Linked DNA regions of Homo sapiens: region 2 is linked to region 1. Evidence: chromatin loops called from intact Hi-C (ENCODE). Cell type or tissue: CD14-positive monocyte. All regions are shown on one strand. Each heading gives the region's core, and the rest is flanking DNA. Links, peaks and the distances in the headings are about the cores only.

Region 1 (12,231 bases), core at 4,675-9,674:
TGGGTCAGAGAAAGCTGTTTATCCCAAAGAAAGCCAGCAATTTATATTTGATTTTTACCATAACTCTATTCTTTTTTATTTTTCTTTTTTTTTTTTTCTTGGAGATAGAGTTTTGCTCTGTTGCCCAGGCTGGAGTGCAATGCCATGATCACAGCTCACTGCAACCTCTGTCTCCTGGTTCAAGAGGTTCTCCTGCCTCAGCCACCCTAGTAGCTGGAATTATAGGCATCTGCCACCATGCCCAGCTAATTTTTGTATTTTTAGTAGAGATGGGGTTTCACCAGGTTGGCCAGGCTGGTCAACTCTATTCTTTAAAGTCTTCTAACTCTTTACAAGAATTTCCTATTGACAACATATATCCATAGAGTCCAGACTCCTGCCATGTTATCTATTCCTTCCCTCTGTCCCTCCTTCCCCTCTCCTCTCTGCTTTCCCACAATTCCTGTTACCTTCTCATGCAAAGCAACTTAGCTGCCTCTTTCTTTTGCTCATCTCTTTTTATCAAATAGTCATGTAACATGTTTTTATGTAACACATTTTCCCTAGTACTAAATGTTAATACTTTTTACTCCCTCATCACACTTGCAATGTCATGTTAAAGATGGCATGACTTCCAGGCAAAGCAAGACCTGATTAAGGTATTGACCTATCTAGTGAAGTAATATGATTATCAAAATTAAGGAGAATTTGTGATTAAAGTATAAGAAGCGAAGAATTTTAGAGGAAAACATTGTCTGTCCAAGTGCTATTTAGGCAAAAAAAAAAAAAAAAAAAAAAAACTATCTCATTGTTTTAGGTATGTTCATGTATTCACATATTGATTTATTTGTATTCTCCCCCAAAAGATAAAATTGGAATTCTTCTATAGTGACCACAACTGGTTGTCTTTCCTTAGAATTTGGAATTTCACAGTGTGGTTACGTCTGACTTGGAGATAGCTTTTCATTTGCAACAATTTATTACCAAAGGCTATGTGTATTTAACAATAATTTTATGTTGCAAGACTTGTGGCATTTGAGTAAAAGAAGAAAAAAGTATATAATAAAACAAACACTAGTGTTTTCTTGAGGAATTTTATACCAAATACTGCCATTTCTGAAAATCATTTCTCTCTTGGTTTAAGTTTTCTGTTATTGTCCTAACCTATCATACAAGATACCAGTAACTTTCACGATTTCCTACAATCAGCAAATATTAAGTTAGGGGTTTTTGATGATGGCAAACCAATGTATTATTTCACTTTTATTATTCTCTGTATCAATAATCTTATTTATTTCAAGAACTTAAAATTTGGACTAAATGCAAGAACATGAGGCCTTGAGGTTATACACAAAGTTACCAACTGTGGTTAGAAGAACACAAGTCCTAAAGTGTATGTATGTGTGTTCACCCATTTATTGAACACTTTGTGCCAGGCACGCTGCTAGGCACTGGGGATATTAAAATGAAGACATCACTTTTGGCTTCCAGGTTTTTGAAAGTCTAGACAAAGGAAGGAGGCAGACGTGTAAACAGACAATCAAGATACGTGGTAAGTGCTGTAAGAGAGATGTGCCCAGGATGCTCAGAGGCACAAAGGAGAATCAGCCTGCTCTTATTCCACTGGGAGAAGCGGCCATGCCCAAGGAAAATTTGAGAAGGAGATAGATGAAGTTTGAGCTGAACTTCAGGGAAGACCCAGGGTTTTCCAGGAGGCTTAGGTACTCTCAGCCACTTGTGAGGCACAGAGGAAGAGAGTGTGGCCTGATCAGTATCTTGTGGCAGGAGTGAACCCCAGGGCTGAGAAGATAGGGTAGGCTACCCACTAAGAGTCTTGAATTTGGCAATAAGAATTTACATTTTAACCTGAATAAGCATCTGTGAAAGGATCTTAAGGGCAGTAAAGGGACAAGCTGATTAGATTTGTGCTTTTGAAAGGGAGGTTTGAAGGTAACGTGAAGGCACAACCACACGCACTCAGACTCTCCTATTTCTTTGCTGACTGTGTAATCCGCCGATGCTATTCCCAGCCTGCCTGGGAAACTGTCAAACTCCACTTCATACAAAGGAGCATCCATAAATGAAATGTTGCAAACAGTCTTTGGAAGTTGAGAGACTACTGGCAGAGTGACGCCTAACCTGCCCACAACCAAGAGAGACTCTTTCTAGTACTTGGCCCTTGGGCTTTGATATAAGCAGAAGTGGTTTTATCATTTTCTTTAGAAGTGATTTGGAGAGAATGTTTTTAAGCCTCTTGTGGAATTGACTTCCTTTTTTGAACATTCCCAACCCTGCTTTGACATCTTTATTTCCTGCAGAATGCTGCTCCTGTATACCTTGAAAGTAATTGCTGTCACTGTCGTCATTAATTCGCTTCTCTTTGCACCTCTTTCTGGAGTCTGTAGGTGCAACTATGCTGTTAGAAGCAGTGTTCACATTTCTTTCTTAAGGCTTCAGCATTTTGTACAAAGGTACCAGATCTGGATCCAGTCCATGTGGAGGTTTGAGGGGAGTGGGGTTCAATACACTGGTACCATTCAATGAATGTTAAATAACACAAAGCATTGTGAAAGAGGGGCTTAAATCCTGAAAGGAGACATTGTGAACTAACCTTTTATTCCCTGGGATTTTGATCCCAGGACAACTAAGAGCTATAGAATATCCTTTTTGCCCAAGAACAAAGTGGCAGAAATAGCACTTTTTAAAAAAAATCAAATTATATTTTGTTTTCAAGTTTCAACAGAAAATTTGAGACAGTATTTCTCATTGTCTTTCTAATAGACTCTGGAGAAATAGTGGCTAATATTTTTAACATGTTAGCCACTATTTCTCCACAGATTTTAATGGAAAAATGAATGAGGAGATACTTTTTCCACCTCCCTGATGATTTTTGCAATAACTGAACTTTATAAGAATACTAAAAAAAAATCTTTTATGAGTCAGTCTTCCAGTACACTTGAAAATAATCAGATTTTCTTTCACTTCCCTTCCTCTCCTTATCAGGAGAGCACTTGCAACCAGGCCATCTATGCATGTGGCTGAATAGCATCATAGAATCATTGAGAATGTCTTAAATATTAAAATGACTACCAATGTCCCTGAAGCCCTGAAACAGGTGGCAGCATCCCCACTTGGGGTCACCCATCAGTCCTATGAAGAGGACACCTACAGCAGCCGTTCCTTATAAAGAAAAACACGGTTGAGTCTTCATTACACTTAATTAAAGAACAGCCGAAAATCCTGTCTTGCATTTTCAACACATGGTTCCAATTAGTGTCCCAAAGCAGGACGCTGACTTTGATAAAAGCATTCATGTGCACCTTTGGTGCCTGTACAATGTACTCTTTCATTTTACAAGGTGGCTGAAGTGCAGTTTTAAATATCTTTTTTTAAATATTAACAAAAAACCCAGGAGTATAAGTTTAGAAAGAGGTGAAGAGAAGTGAAAACAATTTTGTTAGAATGGCTTGCCATAGGCTTCTAGAACCCTGTATGCAGAGGGCGGTTTATTTGGTAAAATCTGCACTGCTCATTTGCAGGGCTGTGTGCAAGAAGCATTACAGCTCCTGAGAGTTGCACTCAGAGGCCATTCGATGGGAGTTCCGTTACCTCAGGAAACACCACTTACTGTACTGTAAATTTGCTTCATATGACTGATCTGCTCAAAAGGCCCTGGAAAGCCCCATTCAAATAAATTGTTTCAGACCACGCTATAACTGATGGACATCCATCTTCAGTGGACTCTCTGGGTAACTTCTGGAGGGTGGTATTTTTTAAGTAGGAAGGGAAAACTTGTGTCCTAGAATCTGGGAATTAGATGTGGAAATGCTTAATTTCGGTCATCACTTCTCACCTTTTGCCAAAATAAAGGGAAATAGCAAGAGGAAAAAGAAAGATAAAACAAGTAAAATGTTTTACGACTGCTTCACATGGTGAGTGTTCCACACTGCCCCAAGAATAGTGGAATGATTTTCCACTTTGGGTCATGGGAAAGCGTGATGTCTTTAGTCCCAGAAGGGTGAGACACATACGGTTATACAGCCCTTCGTGAAAGCTGAAAACAATCCCCTTTGTGCCTGGCTTTCATTTTCAGAGATACCATTCAATTTTTGGCAGATAATACACAAGTTAGAGAAATGTGCCCAGCAAGAACAATAAAAATCATCCCCTAGATTCATTACAAATTTCATTATTAGGAAATAGTCTCTAAAAGTGCCAAGGCAAGAACAAAAATATGAGCAGAGTAAAACTGAGCAAATGGATTTCTTCAGACCAATTACAACTTCAGTAAATAAATAATTAAGATGATCTTTCCGATAGCTTCATTCTTGGAGACTTGGTGACAATAGATATACTATGTCTTCCCTTGGTTTTCAAAATTATAAAATAGAGTTTGTCACTTTTCTAAAAGGGATCCCAAATAGTGACGGACTGAAACTGTGCAAACCTGTTCTTCTTACAGGAATCAATTTTCCCCTCCTTCAGCTTATGCCCCCTAGTAACCACTGGTGATATACCTTCATCAGGCAATAGAGAGAAGTATGCCATCTTCAATGAGTCCCTTTTTAACAGCCCCATTAACTCTTACTGAGTTGACTTATTTATACATAGGTGAGTATTATACATCATTAATGAATAATTCTAGACTTCAAATATCTCTAAATCTCCAAATCATTATTCAAACTGAACTGTGCTATAGGCACATTTCCTATTCACTCATGAAATCTTGGACTTCCCAACCTCCAGAACCATGAGCCAAATAAATTCAGTTCATTGTAGATCCCCTACGCTGTGGTGTTCTCTTACAGCAGAACAAAACAAGACGGATCCTTGATTCATCTATGTCTCTCCCAACCTACATCCAATTCATAAGAAAAATACACCCAGAATTAAATTTTTTTTCTATCAACTTGAGCTAAAACAAGTTAGTATCCTATTTCAACTGGGTTATTTCAATAGCATCCCAACTAGTCACCCTACAACTCTTCAAATAGGAGGCAGTGACCATTTTAAGATGTTGGATTCATATTCCTTCTCTGCTCAAAGCTTTTCCATGCCTTCTTGGCACACTCAAGTAAAAGCCAAGAGCTTTACTGTGGCTTACAAGACTCTGAGAATAATCCTCTACCACTCCATTTCTCTGGTTGTATCCACTACCCTGCCCTGTTTTCCCCTCTTTTTGCTTCAGCCACACTCATGTCATTGCCATACTTTGAACAAACCAAACCACTCCTGCTTTTGAACATGCTGTGTTTCCTAGCAGGAAAGCTTTCCCTTAGATACCCACAGAGTTGCTTCCTTGCTTTTTTCACGTTATCAGGGAGGCCTTCCCAGACCACCCTATGTAAAACAGCACCCTCCTACTACTACCTATCACAGAAGTATTTTCCTTGCCCCGATTAGTTATTTTCCACACCACCTATTAGACCTAGCATACTATATATTGTGTTTATTTGTTTTTTTGGCCATCTGTTCTCACCAGATTTTAAACAGGATTAGAACAGGGATTTAGTCTGTTTTGTTCTCTCCTACAACTTTGTTGCCTAGAACGATGTTGGGTACACAGTAGATTCTCAATCGATATTTTTTGAATTAATGATCTAAATCTACATTACTGATTAAATCAGTATCATGATGATTACAAGAGCAATAAGTCATAGAAAGCTTTGTTGATTGGACTCATTACAATTCTAGTACAACAAACCCTTTACTAAATCTCACTTGAGAGGTTGTCTAAAGTACAACATCAGACTCTCTTAGCATTGATAGTGTTCACATATTACATGTCTATGTGCAAATCATATGTCCAAGCCCCACCAATGTGAGGCTGAAAATAAAATCACATTAATTTTAAATATTCAAAATAAAACCTTAGCCTTCACCCTATGTGACTGTTGTGTTCTTCTCTTTACAAACCCATCCTGCTCATCGTTTACTGTGTCAGCCAGCCATCTGGCTCAGACCTTAGGCCTCTGCTCCTTGCACGGGCCACTCTGCTCACTTCTCAAGCTCCCTGAAAGAGCTTCCTCAGGCTGCTGCCACTGCCACCATACTGCCTCATCCCAAAAGTGGGCATCAAGCTTTCTCTTGAAACTTGACATACACACAGCACAGTGGAAACCAGGCTGTCACTTAAATAAGTCCTTATCAAGCTCTCCAGTGATCTTCATATTCTGAATCCAGTGGAGAAGATGGGAGAGGCTGGGATTACAGGAGCCCACCACCATACCCAGCTAATTTTTTTTTTTTTTTTTAGTTGAGATGGGGTTTCACTATGTTGGCCAGGCTGGTCTTGAACTCCTGACCTCAAGTGATCCACCCACCTCGGCCTCCCAAAGTGCTGGGATTACAGGCATGAGCCACTGCACCTGGCCTCTTTTAGTCAATATTTTAGTGGCCCTCAAGTGTACAACATAGGCAGCTCTGTATACCATACACAGGTGTGGAACTGGTTCAGATGCTGTATGGAGAAAACACAGCTGATGCAAGTGCTTCACACTGTTTTTAAAACAGGCTGTGGATGCTTATTTCAATGATCTCTACACTGAACCCCAATAAGAAAAAAAAAAAAGGAGTTGCTGTGATTGGGTAGGATTCTGTAGTTGTGTTCCCTTATGTTTTGTAAACAAAATTAATTTTGCAAGCTATTGATTAAGAGAATACACTTAAGAGTCAAAGAATTGAGTTCAAACCCCAGTTCAGGGTGACCCTTGGAAAGCGTCTTTCTCTCCCTGAACTACAGTTTCGTCATCTCCAAAATGCAGTCAATCATCCCAGGTGGTGCTGAGGACTAAAGGAGATGACATGAAATGGCAATGAGCACAGGGCCTGGTGCACAAGAATGGCCCATGTGAAGTGTGAGGGGTTGTTCACGTTCATCTGCTGTCACTTCTATCCTAGCCTAAAACTGTTAGGAGGGGAAGGATGAGTGTGGTGTGATGCCCAAGGCAACAAAACCTGGTGCTGGTGACTAACTAACCGCTCTCCCAAGGGTAACAGAACAACTGCTTTTTTGTAAACTGGGTTAAATCACTCCCTGGTGTGGCTAACGATGACTAATACAGCAGAAGGGAGTGGGCTCCCCTGGTGCAAGGCACTATTGGGAAGTTGGCTGTGCTCTGCTTACAAAAACTGTGGGTCATCAGCGAGCTCTAATTCTTGTAGATCCTACGATAGTCCTTAATTTGCAAAAAGTTTACTCATTTGCAGAAAGGATTTCAACCCTTACGATATACTAAATATAATTTCTGGGAAGTCCTTACAGACATCCTAAAGAGAAATACACTCCATTAATGGTGTGTTAATAGCCTTTTGACAAGGCAGGCTGTGTTAGTGTATAAGACATTAGAATGGATAGAGACATAGAACTTGGTAGATGATAGGTAACAGGGAATATTAACCAGAAAACTCATACTGAAAACAGAAAAATGGCCCCTTTTGACCACAATATTGAAATTCTTTTATTTTTGTCTCTCTAATAGCACAGCAAGGCACAATATTTCAACTAGAGGTATTAGAAACGTTACTAGCATTAAGCAAATATGTAGCAACTTGCATAACTTCTTAGAAGTGAGTAAAATCCAGTTCCTCATTTTTTCAAGATTCCTTTTTACATAGTACTCTAGATAGGATTGCAAAAGCAATGATCTTGCAAGAAACGGGACCTTCACTGCAAATGGGATACACCGTTAAAATACACAAGAGAAAGCATTTTACTTTCTTTGTTTTCTTTTTAAGCTTTTATCATAGAATCAGAGGGCGCATGGGCAGGATTGTTACAGAGGAATTTTGCGAGATGCTGAGGTTTAGGGTATGACTGAGCCTGTCACCCTGGTATTGAGCATAATACCCAATAGACAGTTTTTCAACTCTTACCTCCATCTCTCCCTCCCCCGTCTAGTAGTTCACAGTATCTATTGTTCCCGTCTTGTGTCCCTGTGTACCCAATGTTTAGCTCCCACTTCTAAGTGAGAACATGTGGTATTTGGTTTTCTGTTTCTGCATTGTTTGCTTAGGATAATGGCCTCCAGCTGCATTCAGATTGCTGCAAAGAACCTGATTTCATTCTGTTTTATGGCTGCATAGTATTCCACGGTGTATATGTACCACATTTTCTTTATCCAATCCACTATTGATGGGCACCTGGGTTGATGCCATGTCTTTGGTATTGTGAATAGAGAGCTGTGATGAACATACAGGTGCAGGTGTCCTTTTGGTGGAATAATTTACTTTCCTTTGGGTATATACCCAGTAATGGGATTGCTGGGTCAAATGGTAGTTAACTCTTAGTTCTTTGAGAAATCTCCAAACTGCTTTCCACAGTGGCAGGACTAATTTACATTCCCACCATCAGTGTGTAAATGTCCCCTTTTCTTTGTAGCCTTATCAATATCTGTTATTTCTTGATGTTTTAACAAAAGCCATTCTAACTGGTATGAGATGCTATCTCATTGTGGTTTTGATTTGAAAATATGAGTCTTTTTCTTCCCATATATTTAATCTTCTGTACTCATTTCAACCTGGTCTAATTTGCTAACCCAAACCTAGACTATATTGCCACATCCCTGCCAGGATTCTGAGAGAGGACAAGAGCCCCAAACTCAGGTATTAGCTATTTCAGAGGTGCTCTTAGTTCTCCTAAACTTTCCTTGACAACTGTGAGGACTTTGGCCCCTTAAATCATATTATTGAGAACTAGACAATGTAGTCACAAGACCTCTGATGCTAAGTGTTTGATTCTTGTTGCAGATTCCCCAATACTCCAATTCTCCAAGCAGTGGATCTTGAGCTGTGACTTCTGTCTGTCATAGGAAGTGTCCTCATCCCTGGAAGAAAGGTAGATCCCCTCAGAACCATGTCAGTCCTCCTCTCCACATCTTGCATTGTGGCTCAATCAGACATGCTCCCAATAAAGTTCCCAGGAACAGAGAAATCATAATTATTTCCTCATTTCTTTACTTATCTCTGAAAGACACAGAGGAGGGCTAGTGCATGTCAGGTACCCTACTGCCTGTCCAAGTTGTTTCTGCTTTTTAGAAATGTCTAAAAACTCCAGCTGAACTCATAATTTCCCTTCCACCTTTAGCCTACCTTGTTCCTACTTGGGCTTCTTCAACTTGGTGTGTGTCATCACTGAATACCTGGTCACCAAAGTTGGAAACCTCATTGTGATTGTTGACTTTTTCATCTCCATGACTAAGCATTGACCCCAATTCCAGCCCCCAATCCATCTTCAAATTCTATCGTTTCTTCCTCTGTAATAGCGAATTCTCTCTATTCCCACTAAAATTACCATCATGTGTTACCTGCATCAACATCACAGCCACATACCAAGTCTGTCTTCCTCTAACTCTGCCCCATGCCAACTCTTTCTCCTGCTTTAGTCACTTTCCATCTCCATATTCTTCATTCTTCTGCCTTCTCTGCTTTCCACTGCCTTCAGTAAAATAAGTCCAGTCTTCATAAATTATCTTGCAAGGCCTGTCAGCATATGGTGCCTCCTTACTCCAGTGACATTTTCAGTATTCTCCTCTTTGTCATCCACTCTGATTGACACTAATCCACCTCAGCTCTTGTGCTTTTTCTTTGCCTCCAAGCCCTTTCATCCACTCTTCTCTTTGTCTTGAGTATCCCTTCTCACTAAGCTCCCTTCATCCTCTGGCTAATTCCTATTTGTTTTACAAGTCTTGGATTCAGTGTCACTTTCTTCAGAAACCTGTTACTGACTTTCCAAATCCTGATTAGGCATTCCTCGGGAGTATTCTTTTACCATATCTTCCTCACTAGAACACTTAGCACATTCTATTTTAACTGCATATTTGTTTTTCTGATTATCTCAGACTGTCAGTTTATAAAGACAAGAACCCAGTCTTTCTTTTTTACTGTTCCATTCCTTGTACCCAGAGCAAGTCTTCCTGAATGAATACATGAATAAATTGAATAAATGAGTGAGTATAATGGAAATAAACAAGAAAACATGTTTAAAAATTAAAAGAAACAATCTACATGTCAGATGCATCTGAGAGAGTGAGGGAGCTGAGGATGAAGTGAACTGTGGACTCATAGGTAGATGGTCTATGACCACAGCAGGAGCACTTTCAGTGGAGTGATGGGACAGAAACCAGAGCCACGTGGATTGAAATTGGCTGGTACATGAGTGTGTGTAGACAGCAAATGTATAGACAAGTTGCTTAAAAAGTTGTGCCATGATAAAAGGAAGACATTGTTGATGCAGGAAGGAGAAGGGCTGACTGCAGGAACATACACATGAAAGATTGAAGAAATCCTTTGTAAGAAGGTCGGAATTATCCTTAGGGTCACCAAAAAGGCAGACACACACAAAAAAGGAAAACACAATTGGGCAAAAGTCCACAAACACATTTTAAATCAAAGTTCTGATAAAATGTGCTAGGACAAGTAAGAAAATTCCAGAAAGCACTAGCAAAGTAAGTTTACAATGTTGCTTAGCTCTGCTTTGTGCAGCAAGTAATAACTATATTGGTAGATTTTGTTGGCCTGTTGTGATAACAACATAAAGGGAAACAGCTGGCACTGGGGTGCAGGAAATCCTTTTGCTTTAATACATTATTAAATATTTAAGTCACAAAATTGTGAAGAGTTATACATCAATCAACCATCTAATCACTTCCCAGGTTAAGGAATAAAAAAAAAATTATTAAATACAGTTGAACACCTAGTGAATCTAGAATTTAAAATGATATTTATCCCAAATGTGCAAATTTCCAAAGTGCAATTTATTTTTTAGCATGACAAATGTTTGCACTGTGGGAAGTCATAACCAACTTGTAGAAGTTTATACAGAAAATATTTTCAGTAAACAAAGTGGAGTGCAGAACTTCAAGAAGAAAGTGTGAGGGACGTGATGATAAAAGCAAAGGAAGACTAGCAGATGTGCCCCAGGCCCTCCTCATTGTCATCAATCATAAGCCTGTCCTACTCCGAGGTTCCCAAGCAGTAGGTCTTGGACCCCTGGGGGTAGCAGAATTTATTGTGAGGGGTCTGTAAATCCATATGCACATTCAGTATGGAGAGACTAAATAAATAATATGTCATACACACACATTATTTTTAAACTGTCTGTAGTTGAGGTGATGAATAACTTACAAATTCAGTTACTTGCTTCACCAAATTAATAGCAGCCTTTGATCATTAATGTATTTTCTCAATCTACAGACATTAAAAGTATAATTTCTAGCATGACACAGTCCTCATACTCAAAAAACTGGGGGCTATTGCTATTGTTACTTGCTAGAAAACATGTGTAAAGCCACTGGACGATCATTTAAATGGGAAATAAAAGTTTGATTTAATGTTTTAATAGTTGTTTGCATTATAAAAATATCACTTACAATACATTTCAAGGAATAAGCTTGTTTTATTCACTTTTTGTTTCTGCAGACTGCTTGAGTGCTAAAGCCCTTCTTAGTCCATGCTCAATAGCACAAGGCAGTCAGACCTTGGAAAATGAAATCGAACATCCAAGGGACCAGTTCTTTCGGATTCTGAGTGGAGTTTCTCTTACTCTTTTGAACACTGATAGTCCTTCCTTTGGTGAAAAAAGGGAGGCGGAAATCTCACCTTCCTTCCACTTGCCTTCTGCTTGCCATGCCCTGAGCCCCACTAGGCAGCTCTACCCAGCATTGGCTCCTGTTTCTAATCCGTCTGCCCTTCTTTGCTTTATTCATGCAGAAGAGCTCAAGGCTCCCTGTGCACCCTCATTTGTCGAGGTCCTTAGCACGCACACTTCATTGAGTGTTGAATTGCTTTTTAGTCAGCTGTTTCAAATGCCTTTGTTTTTCCTCACCATAAGAGAATAAATAAATTGAAATATCTGAGCATAGAATTCATATTGCTTGTTGAATTAAATTGATTGTGGAGGAAAAGCAATGGCCCATTCTTTTCTCAACTTCTCTTTCTCACTGTTGTCTAACTGAACAATAGAAATGCTCTTTTGAATATAGTCGTGTTTTCCAAAAACTCTTCACTGAAATACTTTCTAAAGTGAGACAGCACAAAAGATGGCACACTGACCCAGCATCATCACTTTGAGTTCCATAATGAGAAATTGACTTCTTTATGAATTGTCTTTCAATCCTGATCACATGAAGAAGAAAATCTTAATTCAGTGTTGGTGTGTATTTAACACTCTTCACACTGCCCTTTGCTTTTTCTCTATTTTTTTTAACAGAGAGAATGTCTACACCTCACTTTTGGAGTCTTCAGCAGAAGATA
Region 2 (12,231 bases), core at 2,896-7,895, 56 kb before region 1:
TGAAAGTCTTTTAAGAGACTCGTAAGCAGAGTGTCACAGACCAAGGTTGGAAGCCACATTTAGTTGTGATTATCAGAAAGCTTTACATCCAAGTGGTAAGAATCTTGAGTTGGTGAATGGTGGAAGCAAGGCAGAATCCCTGACAGAGAATGACAAATTCAGAAGCACAGAGATAGAAAGAAAAAACAATTATTTAGGAGCAGAAAGCATTTATTTTTAGTTGGAACATAGCATGTACTGGGAAGGTTGAGAGAGAGAACTGGAAAAGTAAGGTGAGAGCAAGGGAGCATTTTATGTATACACCTGTTTACTACATGTACATACTGTAAATATTGGCTTTCTAGAACCATATGGAATTCCAGACGGAAAATTCCAGATGAAATAATCAAATAGCTTAGCGTTAACACTAAATGATTGAACTTTATATTTTCAGTTTTGGGACAAAAGTTTTTATGAAGCACACAATATACTCTGTATCTTACCAGAACATATTATATATTCCTCTTCCATGGAGCCCTAAAAATTCCTCAAATGTATTTTGGAGGACCAAGAAAAAGTTGTTAAATGAGAGAATGTTCCTCCTATTGCCTCTCCCTCATTCCCAGGGCAGTTCAACTTTTTACTGTTTTGCTTGTTAGAAGATATCTACAATATTTCATTTGAAGAAAGTGTTCCATCAATAAAACAAAGCTTGAGCCCTGTAAGAAATTCTTGTGTAGTCATATTACTAAGAAAGTACTTAATCATTCTCAGCATTCCATTTCATTTAATATAATAGACATAAATATCATGGAGAGATGAATGGATAGAAACAAGCACATGGATGGAGAGAAATAATAGTATTTGGTGTGGGATCTTTTCATGAAAAGTTGTGTATGCAGGAATAAGTTAATAACATATTATAAAATTGGGCCACTTTTAACCATTTATATTTTGGGGGGAATAGAAATCTTATTTTATACGTGGATTTAGCCATTTACAAAATAACTTCCCAGGTTCTTAAGAAAGATCAGTGCCAAATTTTCTCTACACTTTTGTACAGGTTTTGTCCTTAATTCAAAGGCTCCCTTTAAAAATATTCCTCTTTACATTCTAAGAACATGTAGGTACTTGTAATATTTGGCATGTGTTTTACCTAACAAACAGAAAAGGATTCTTATTAAATATATATTTCCCAAAATTAAAATAACAGTGAATATAATTCTAGTTATATTTTTAAAATAAAATGTTTCAAACTAACATTTACTCTTTATATAATCACAAATCACTCATTAATATTTAGATTGCACAATTATTTAATATTTGTCCTATTTAGTCTCAATTCATAATTATTTCTGTTATCTAATATTTTTAATCCAAATATCCAAATTCCATTTCAAATTTTTATACTCGTGTAGGAATTCATGACATGAGAACCATATTTTTCATTTATTGCACAGCAAGGAACAAATCCTTAGAGAATATCATCCATAGAAATATAATTTGCAGCCCAGCACGGTGGCTCACGCCTGTAATCCCAGCACTTTGGGAGGCTGAGGTGGGTGGATCATGAGGTCAGGAGATCGAGACCATCCCAGCTAACATGGTGAAACGCTGTCTCTACTAAAAATACAAAAAATTAGCCATGCACGGTGGTGGGTGCCTCTAGCCCCAGCTACTCGGGAGGCTGAGGCAGGAGAATGGCATGAACCCGGGAGGCGAGCCAAGATCATACCACTACACTCCAGCCTGGGTGACAGAGCGAGACTCCGTCTCAAAAAAAAAAAAAAAAAAAAAAAAAAAAAAATATATATATATATATATATATATAGGCTATGCTGGCAATCACATTAATTTAACAAATATTGAAATATCGACACTGAAATTTTCACTGGGCTTTATTAAGCCATTTCTATTAACATTTAAGGGAATGTGGTTTCCATATGCTTTTGAACAGAATTATATGTGGGTCTTCTAGAAAATGGATTAGGCTGGGCGCGGTGGCTCACGCCTGTAATCCCAGCACTTTGGGAGGCCAAGGCGGGTGGATCACGAGGTCAGGAGATCGAGACCATCCTGGCTAACACGGTGAAAACCCGTCTCTACTAAAAATACAACAAAAAATTAGCCAGATGTGGTGGCGGGCGCCTGTAGTCCCAGCTACTCAGGAGGCTGAGGCGGGAGAATGGCGTGAACCCGGGAGGCGGAGGTTGCAGTGATCGCGCCACTGCACTCCAGCCTGGGCGACAGAGTGAGACCCGTCTCAAAAAAAAAAAAAAAAAAAAAAAAAAGGGATTAAGGTTTTAGGAACAAAAGGGATTTTTAAAATATACCATCTATCACATCTCTGCAGTTGTTGACTGGAATAAGTACAATGTGAAAGTACCACAAGTTAGTAAGATTTTAAAAACTAATCTTTATGTTATGGGACATTTAGAGAAAACATAAACGTGTTCAAAATATTCTTTTATGCTTAATAGTATACATTTTCTTTTAGTATATTCAGGAATGACAAATAATTAACTACCGGTGAATATAAAATAGAGTGTCTGACCTCAGGAGCTTACATTCCTGTTGGGGATAAAAGATGTAGTCATATTTAAAGATAACTGCCCAAGATCTTATATCTTATGCGGTAAAGGCATCTGGCTACAGGATCTCAAAAATCCCTTTAAGCTGAAGTGATGGGGGAAGATTTTAGGAAGCAGTAAGAATATTTTTTGGTCACTGCATTAATGGGAGAGGACTGAAGCTGTAAAGAGGAGGAGGAGGCCATTCAACTAAGAGGAGCAAGATGAGCCAAAGTAGGGAGGCTGGATCTACTCCATGTGTTTACTAATTTGTCGAGGCTTGATTGGCTCCAGTGAGAGGTTTCTCTAGGAGAACAGCAAGAGTCAGAGCTAAATAAGGAGGATGGGCCAGATATGGAGAGGGTGATCAAGAAAAAGAGCCTCCTGGCAGTACTATAAGTTTCATTATTATTATATAATATTTTCACATTTATTCTGTGTACCTTTCTGCGGCAAACAGAATAAGCTTCCCCATCTCCCTCAGAAAAGCCATCAATTTCCATTTAATGCCTGGAATCTATGGTGACATGTGAAAGAGGAAGGCATAATGCGATAGGCTGAATAATAGTCGCCAAAGATAATCAGGAGTGACTCCCTAGAATCTGTGAATGTTAGCTTTTACGGTAAAACGTATTTTGCAGCTGTGATTAAATTAAGTATCTGAGATGCAGGGGTTATTCTGGATTATCTGGATGAACCCTAAATGCAATTATAACTTTCCTTATTAGAGGGAGGAAGAAGGAGACTTCAGAGAAAGAGGCCGTGTGATGGAAGCAAAATCAGAGAGAAAAGATGCTAAGCTGCTGCCTTTGAATAAGGAGGAACGTGAGCCAACAGATCCAAGAACTGAAGCTCTAGGCAGTGGAAAAGCCAAGGAAACTGATCTTCCCTTCGAGCCTCCGGAGGGAGTGTAGCCCTGCCAACACCTTTATTTTAGCCCCATAACAGTCATTTCAGACTTGTGGCCTCCAGAATTTTAAGAGAATAAATTTTTATTGTATTAAGCCATCAAGTTTGTGGTAGTTTGTGGTAATTTAGCCATAAGAAACTAATACACATAAGGAATTTGATGCTCATAAAGTCATAGGAAAGCCAGCACTGGGCTCTAGCAGGCCGGTGAGAGTGATCCACATTGGCTGCCATTAGAACACAAGAAGCCGGAGGATGAAGAGAGGTTGATTGATGGGTACAAGCACACAGTTAGGTAGAAGAAATAAGACGTAGTGATCAAAAGATCACCAGGGGACTATAATCAACAATAATCTATTGTAATTTCAAAATAGCTAGAAGAGAATTAATTTGAATATTCCTAGCATTAAGAAAAGACAAATATTTATGGTGATGGATATCTAAATTACCCTAATTTGATCTTTATACATTATATGAATGTATCAAATTATCACATGTATACCCAAAATATATACATCTATTACGTATCAATTAAAAAATAGAAAAAAATCCTTAGAACCTTTGGCCACAGGAAATGAAATATTTTAATTTCAATTTATAAATATATTTTGTGGCAGAGAAGTATAATAATGTCAGCAATAAAAGACTTTCAACCATAAAAAAATTACCAACAAAATTTATCATCTAGTCATTTTGGTAGAGTTTCTCATGGAGCAAACATCAGAACAAAAAGTTGTATCTGTATCTGTTTTATATATATTATTAAACTCTTAAAATAATGCATACCACTATTTTGTGCACACTAATTTAAGTAGGCCCTTTATTCCAGATATAGTTTCTGTACCTATTTCTTCTTTATAATAAAGGCTATTTATTAAATATTCAATATAATATCAATAATTCATATAGCCTTTTAATATATTTTATAAAAGATTCATAAATATGGAAAGAAAGTCTTTTGTGAAACTGAAAAATGTAAAAGAACGCAAGAAGCCATGCTCTAATACAGTCACCAGGAAGCTCCTCTGCATGGCAGCCTCAAAATTGGTAAAGGGGCCTGGGAACATATATTCTGCCACCACCTCTACCACAACTGCCTCTTGCCACACAGAAAGCTGAAGAATAGGCACAGAAATCTGCTACAGAAAACCCTCTCATATTCTATCAAGACTTTGCTTGTTGGGGCTAAAAAACAAAAACAGTAAAATGAGTTAAGAGGATACCCTTTGCCTTACTTTCACCTTCAAAATATCTCAATAATTTCACAGAGGAGACTGAGAAATACAATTTTTAGCTTTCCAGTTTCTACAGTAGCAAAAATCATCCTAGAAAGAGAGTGTAATGAAAGAGGAGCAGGTAAATCCACAGAATTTACACAAAGAGTTTGAGGTTATTAGACCACTCTAGGCACTATCATTCCCTATGTTTTTATAGAATTACTTTCTAAGCAATATAAATTAATAGAATTAACCATGGAGAGATCACCTGTTGTGTGAGGAGCATCATATTAGGTCAAGATGGGAAGATACATTAAGAAAGCCTTAACTTCTGCTCTCTAAGAGAGTACCTTAATACAGAAACAGAACTGATACCTGCATAGGGTTAATACAAATTAAATTATGTTTAGGAATGCTCCGTGATAAAAATGAGTTGGAAATGAATTTAGGAATTTTTCACATGGGAGGAGAGTTTTGAAAGAAGAGGCTTTCTCTGAGAGGAGAGGGAAATGCATTTCTGGGTGGTAGAAGACAGCTTATTGGCAGTATGGAGGCAGGAGTGAATGTGTTCATATGTGTGATTATAGTTGGTTGGTACAGGAGTCAGCATGGAGAAGTTGTGGAAATGAGAGTGCTAAGATGCACGTAGTTGCTAAGTAGCCAAGAAGCTCAAATTGAGGAACTGATTTTTCTTAGTGAAATTGTCTTGACTTTAGTAAAGTCATTGGACTAGGCTCTGATAAAGGAAGTTAGGAAACAGAACACTTGCAAAATTCATTTTGCGGATGCTGAGTTGGCACTCAAAGGGCAAAAGGCAAAACTCTTAAATCTACTGCTGATGAGATTTGACAGAAACCATGCCAAAAAATGTCTCTTTTTTCTTTTCTTTTCTTTCTTTTTTTTTTTTTTACAATAAAAGTAACAATACAGGTGGTCAAAAAAACAAAAACCATGGTATAGAAAAACCATAAATTGAAAAGTAAAAGCTTTTCTTATATTCCACCCTGCCTCTGAATCTTCTGTCCTAAAGATTGCTGCTATTAACTTTCTTACGTATCCTTTAGAAAGCACTTTTCTGACATAAGGATCATGTATTAATGTACACAGAAGGGATCATGATATATGCACAGTACTGTCCCTGTCCATTGAAATCTTCTAATAGACAACACATTTACATCTAACCCATTCTTGGTAATGAGATTTCAAAAAAATCTCGTTGTATAGACTTTCCATAGTACATGTAACCAGTTTACTGCTGTAGGATATTTATTGGGTTTTTTCCCCCCAGTTTTTACCTATTTGCCCCATTTACCTCTCCTGGCTCACATCTGATTACAGCATGATTTACTCAATATATTAGGCCTACTGTGGAGACATACTGCTCAGAAAAAAAAGATTCCTTTCATACTTTTCTCCCCAACACTAACTCTGCTCCAGCCACGCCAATCTCTTACATATTTGTCTAACACATCAGCTGTAATCCTGCTTTTTGCACGAGCATTCCTCTGCCTGGAATACTCTTTAGATATTGACTTGCTTCCTCCTTCACACCTTAGTTTCTGTTCCAACTTCTCAGTGAAGCTATTCTTGATCACAGTATTTAATATTGTAACCCCATCCCACTCCTAATATAATTCCCTTTAAAATTTTTCTCTGTAGACCATATCAGTCTCTAAAATATTATATTCTAATTGATTGTACTCGTCTCTTTTCATTAAAATATAAGTTTTATAAAGACAGTAATGTTGTATGTTATTTAATTACTACATAGCTTTCTGAGTAAAGAATTTCTAGACATCTTGTGTCCAACCAAGAACACAATCTTTACATCTTATTCTTCATTAATATTATTTTATTATTATTTAATCTCATTCTTGCTTCAAATACCTCCCCTTTCATTCTCAGATATATCCTAGCACTATAGATTTTTCCTTTAATAAATGTTACTTCAATATATATTCCTTGTAAAGCAAAGTAATAACATGTGGTAGGCACTAATTTAAAAAAATTGTATCAGTCAAATAAATAAATTATAACCCTTTCTCTAACAAAGGGATGTAAGTAATGCTGTTCTATACTTTGATAATTATCCTTTAACTTGATTTTTAGATAATTGTTGCCTAGTTAAAGAAAACCATTTGGTTGCACAAGGAAACATTCTAATTGTAGGTGAAATTGACATAGGATGTATATTAGTCCAGATTCTCTACATCCATAATGGAAAGAAATAGTAATGACTGCAGTTAAAATGTAAATGATATACATGATAACAGCTTTCAATAGGCAGTGTTATTTAATACAGGCATAATTCATTTTATTGTGCTTCACTTGTGGCACTTTGCAGATATGGCATATTTTATAAATTGAACATCTCCGGCAACCCTGTGTTGAACAAGTGTGTTGGTGCCATTTTCCCAAAAGCATGTGGTCACTTTGTGTCACTGTCACATTTTTATAATTTTCACTATACCTCAAACTTTTTATTATTACTATATCTGTTATGGTTATCTGTGATCAGTGATCATTTATTTTACTATTGCAATTATTTTGGGGTGCCACAAACCATGCCCATAAAATATTACAAACTTAATCAATAAATGTTGCATGCATTCTGACTGCTTCATTGCCTGGCTGTCTGCTCATGTCCCTCCCTCTCCTCAGGCCTCCCTATTCCCTGACCCACAACAATATTGATATTAGGCCAGTTAATACCCCTACAATGGCCTCTAAGTGTTCAGATGAAAGGAAGAGTTGCACGTCTTTCATTTAAATTCAAAAGCTAGAAATGATTAAGCTTAGTGAGGAAGGCAAGTTGAAAGCCAAAAGTCAAAAGGTACGTCTCTTTCACCAAACAACCAAGTTGTGAATGCAAAGGAAAACTTTTTGAAGGAAATTAAAAGTGCTACTTCAGTGAACACATGAATGACAAGAAAGTAACACAGCCTTATTGCTGAGATGTAGTTTGAATGGTCTGGATAGAAAAATCAAACCAGCCCCAAAATTCCTATAAACCGAAGCCTAATCCAGAGCAAGGCCCTAACTCTCATCAATTCTGTGAAGGCTGAGAGAGGTGAGGAAGCTGCAGAACAAAAACTGGAAGCTAGCCGAGATTGGTTTAGGAGGTTTCAGGAAAGAAGCCATTTATAACAAAAATGCAAGGTGAAGCAATGAGTGCCAATGGAAAAACTACAGCCAGTTATCCTGAAGATCTAGCTGAGATAATTGATGACAGTGGCTACACTAAACAAAATATTTCCAGTGTACACAAAACAGCCTTCTTTTGGAAGAAGATGCCATCTGGGACTTTCATAGCTAGAAAGAAGTCAATTCTTGGCTTCAAAGAACAGGCTTTCTTGATAGTGGCTAATGCAGCTGGTAACTTTAAGTTGAAGCCAGTGCTCATTTATCATTCTGAAAATCCTAGGGCCCTTCAGAATTAAGCTAAATCTATGCTGCCTTTGCTCAAGAAATGGAACAACAAAGACTAGATGATGATACACCTGATTATAGCATGATTTACTGATTATTGCAGGCCTACTGTTGAGACCTACTGCTCAGAAAAAAAGATTCCTTTCAAAATATTACTGCTCATTGATAATGCACCTAGTCATCCAAGACCTCTGATGGATATATACAAAGAAGTGTGTTTTCATGCCTGCTAACACAACATTCATTTTGCAGCGATAGATGAATGAGTAATTTTGACTTTCAAGTCTTATTATTTCAGAATTACATTTTGTAAGGCTACAACTGCCATAGATAGTGATTCCTCTGATGGATCTTCGCAAAGTAAATTGAAAATGTTCTGGAAAGGAGTCACTGTTCTAGATGCCATTAAGAACATTCATGATTCATGGGAGGTGGTAAAATTATCAACATTAACAGGAGTTTGGGAGAAGTTGATTCCAATCCTTGTGGATGATTAGGGGGTTCAAGACTTTGGTGGAAGAAGTAATTGGAAATGTGGTAGAAGCAGCAGGAGAACTAGAATTAGAAGTGTAGTCTGCAGTCTTACAGTAAAATTTGAATGGATGAAGACTTCTTATGGATGAGCAAAGAAGGTGGCTTCTTGAAATAAAAACCACTCCTAGGAAGAAACTGCATCAACTAACGAGCAAAATCACCAGCTAACATCATAATGACAGGTTCAAATTCACACATAACAATATTAACTTTAAATATAAATGGACAAAATTCTGCAATTAAAAGACACAGACTGGCAAGTTGGATAAAGAGTCAAGACCCATCAGTGTGCTGTATTCAGGAAACCCATCTCACGTGCAGAGACACACATAGGCTCAAAATAAAAGGATGGAGAAAGATCTACCAAGCCAATGGAAAACAAAAAAAGGCAGGGGTTGCAATCCTAGTCTCTGATAAAACAGATTTTAAACCAACAAAGATCAAAAGAGACAAAGAAGGCCATTACATAATGGTAAAGGGATCAATTCAACAAGAGGAGCTAACTATCCTAAATATTTATGCACCCAATACAGGAGCACCCAGATTCATAAAGCAAGTCCTGAGTGACCTACAAAGAGACTTAGACTCCCACACATTAATAATGGGAGACTTTAACACCCCACTGTCAACATTAGACAGAACAACGAGACAGAAAGTCAACAAGGATACCCAGGAATTGAACTCAGCTCTGCACCAAGCGGACCTAATAGACATCTACAGAACTCTCCACCCCAAATCAACAGAATATACATTTTTTTCAGCACCACACCACACCTATTCCAAAATTGACCACATAGTTGGAAGTAAAGCTCTCCTCAGCAAATGTAAAAGAACAGAAATTATAACAAACTATCTCTCAGACCACAGTGCAATCAAACTAGAACTCAGGATTAATAATCTCACTCAAAGCCGCTCAACTACATGGAAACTGAACAACCTGCTCCTGAATGACTACTGGGTACATAACGAAATGAAGGCAGAAATAAAGATGTTCTTTGAAACCAACGAGAACAAAGACACCACATACCAGAATCTCTGGGACGCATTCAAAGCAGTGTGTAGAGGGAAATTTATAGCACTAAATGCCTACAAGAGAAAGCAGGAAAGATCCAAAATTGACACCCTAACATCACAATTAAAAGAACTAGAAAAGCAAGAGCAAACACATTCAAAATCTAGCAGAAGGCAAGAAATAACTAAAATCAGAGCAGAACTGAAGGAAATAGAGACACAAAAAAACCTTCAAAAAATCAATGAATCCAGGAGCTGGTTTTTTGAAAGGATCAACAAAATTGATAGACCGCTAGCAAGACTAATAAAGAAAAAAAGAGAGAAGAATCAAATAGACACAATAAAAAATGATAAAGGGGATATCACCACCGATCCCACAGAAATACAAACTACCATCAGAGAATACTACAAACACCTCTACGCAAATAAACTAGAAAATCTAGAAGAAATGGATACATTCCTCGACACATACACTCTCCCAAGACTAAACCAGGAAGAAGTTGAATCTCTGAATAGACCAATAACAGGCTCTGAAATTGTGGCAATAATCAATAGTTTACCAACCAAAAAGAGTCCAGGACCAGATGGATTCACAGCCGAATTCTACCAGAGGTACAAGGAGGAACTGGTACCATTCCTTCTGAAACTATTCCAATCAATAGAAAAAGAGGGAATCCTCCCTAACTCATTTTATGAGGCCAGCATCATTCTGATACCAAAGCCGGGCAGAGACACAACCAAAAAAGAGAATTTTAGACCAATATCCTTGATGAACATTGATGCAAAAATCCTCAATAAAATACTGGCAAACCGAATCCAGCAGCACATCAAAAAGCTTATCCACCATGATCAAGTGGGCTTCATCCCTGGGATGCAAGGCTGGTTCAGTATACGCAAATCAATAAATGTAATCCAGCATATAAACAGAGCCAAAGACAAAAACCACATGATTATCTCAATAGTTGCAGAAAAAGCCTTTGACAAAATTCAACAACGCTTCATGCTAAAAACTCTCAATGAATTAGGTGTTGATGGGACGTATTTCAAAATAATAAGAGCTATCTATGACAAACCCACAGCCAATATCATACTGGATGGGCAAAAACTGGAAGCATTCCCTTTGAAAACTGGCACAAGACAGGGATGCCCTCTCTCACCACTCCTATTCAACATAGTGTTGGAAGTTCTGGCCAGGGCAATAAGGCAGGAGAAGGAAATAAAGGGTATTCAATTAGGAAAAGAGGAAGTCAAATTGTCCCTGTTTGCAGACGACATGATTGTTTATCTAGAAAACCCCATCGTCTCAGCCCAAAATCTCCTTAAGCTGATAAGCAACTTCAGCAAAGTCTCAGGATACAAAATCAATGTACAAAAATCACAAGCATTCTTATACACCAACAACAGACAAACAGAGAGCCAAATCATGAGTAAACTCCCATTCACAATTGCTTCAAAGAGAATAAAATACCTAGGAATCCAACTTACAAGGGATGTGAAGGACCTCTTCAAGGAGAACTACAAACCACTGCTCAAGGAAATAAAAGAGGACACAAACAAATGGAAGAACATTCCATGCTCATGGGTAGGAAGAATCAATATCGTGAAAATGGCCATACTGCCCAAGGTAATTTACAGATTCAATGCCATCCCCATCAAGCTACCAATGACTTTCTTCACAGAATTGGAAAAAACTACTTTAAAGTTCATATGGAACCAAAAAAGAGCCCGCATCGCCAAGTCAATCCTAAGCCAAAAGAACAAAGCTGGAGGCATCACACTACCTGACTTCAAACTATACTACAAGGCTACAGTAACCAAAACAGCATGGTACTGGTACCAAAACAGAGATATAGATCAATGGAACAGAACAGAACCCTCAGAAATAATGCCGCATATCTACAACTATCTGATCTTTGACAAACCTGAGAAAAACAGGCAATGGGGAAAGGATTCCCTATTTAATAAATGGTGCTGGGAAAACTGGCTAGCCATATGTAGAAAGCTGAAACTGGATCCCTTCCTTACACCTTATACAAAAATCAATTCAAGATGGATTAAAGATTTAAACGTTAGACCTAAAACCATAAAAACCCTAGAAGAAAACCTAGGCATTACCATTCAGGACATAGGCGTGGGCAAGGACTTCATGTCCAAAACACCAAAAGCAATGGCAACAAAAGCCAAAATTGACAAATGGGATCTAATTAAACTAAAGAGCTTCTGCACAGCAAAAGAAACTACCATCAGAGTGAACAGGCAACCTACAACATGGGAGAAAATTTTCGCAACCTACTCATCTGACAAAGGGCTAATATCCAGAATCTACAATGAACTCAAACAAATTTACAAGAAAAAAACAAACAACCCCATCAAAAAGTGGGCGAAGGACATGAACAGACACTTCTCAAAAGAAGACATTTATGCAGCCAAAAAACACATGAAAAAATGCTCATCATCACTGGCCATCAGAGAAATGCAAATCAAAACCACTATGAGATATCATCTCACACCAGTTAGAATGGCAATCATTAAAAAGTCAGGAAACAACAGGTGCTGGAGAGGTTGTGGAGAAATAGGAACAC

Evidence for each region. A loop is a pair of places that touch in the nucleus more often than their neighbours do. Peaks named below come from ENCODE experiments on the same cell type or tissue, not always from the same donor. Only the 100,000 strongest peaks of a DNase experiment are listed, where the experiment ranks them.
Region 2: a loop joins it to region 1, with 5 times the contacts of the local background. A loop is called at or near these places in 2 of 110 quality-filtered maps.

Annotation. Positions count from the first base shown.
Region 1 is chr5:83,361,540-83,373,770 of GRCh38, forward strand. It overlaps a transcript of XRCC4 not described here. Among named protein-coding and RNA genes, the nearest start is that of VCAN, 100 kb to the right of the region's middle. RefSeq lists a silencer at 6,929-7,028. In CD14-positive monocyte, for the core only: no CTCF peak of the experiment used is centred there; DNase peaks (open chromatin) are centred at 7,002 and 7,582; H3K4me3 peaks cover 3,193 bases; H3K27ac peaks cover 5,000 bases.
Region 2 is chr5:83,307,512-83,319,742 of GRCh38, forward strand. All of the region lies in intron 7 of XRCC4 (X-ray repair cross complementing 4), which reads left to right. Among named protein-coding and RNA genes, the nearest start is that of VCAN, 160 kb to the right of the region's middle. In CD14-positive monocyte, for the core only: no CTCF peak of the experiment used is centred there; a DNase peak (open chromatin) is centred at 5,360; H3K4me3 peaks cover 1,714 bases; H3K27ac peaks cover 4,128 bases.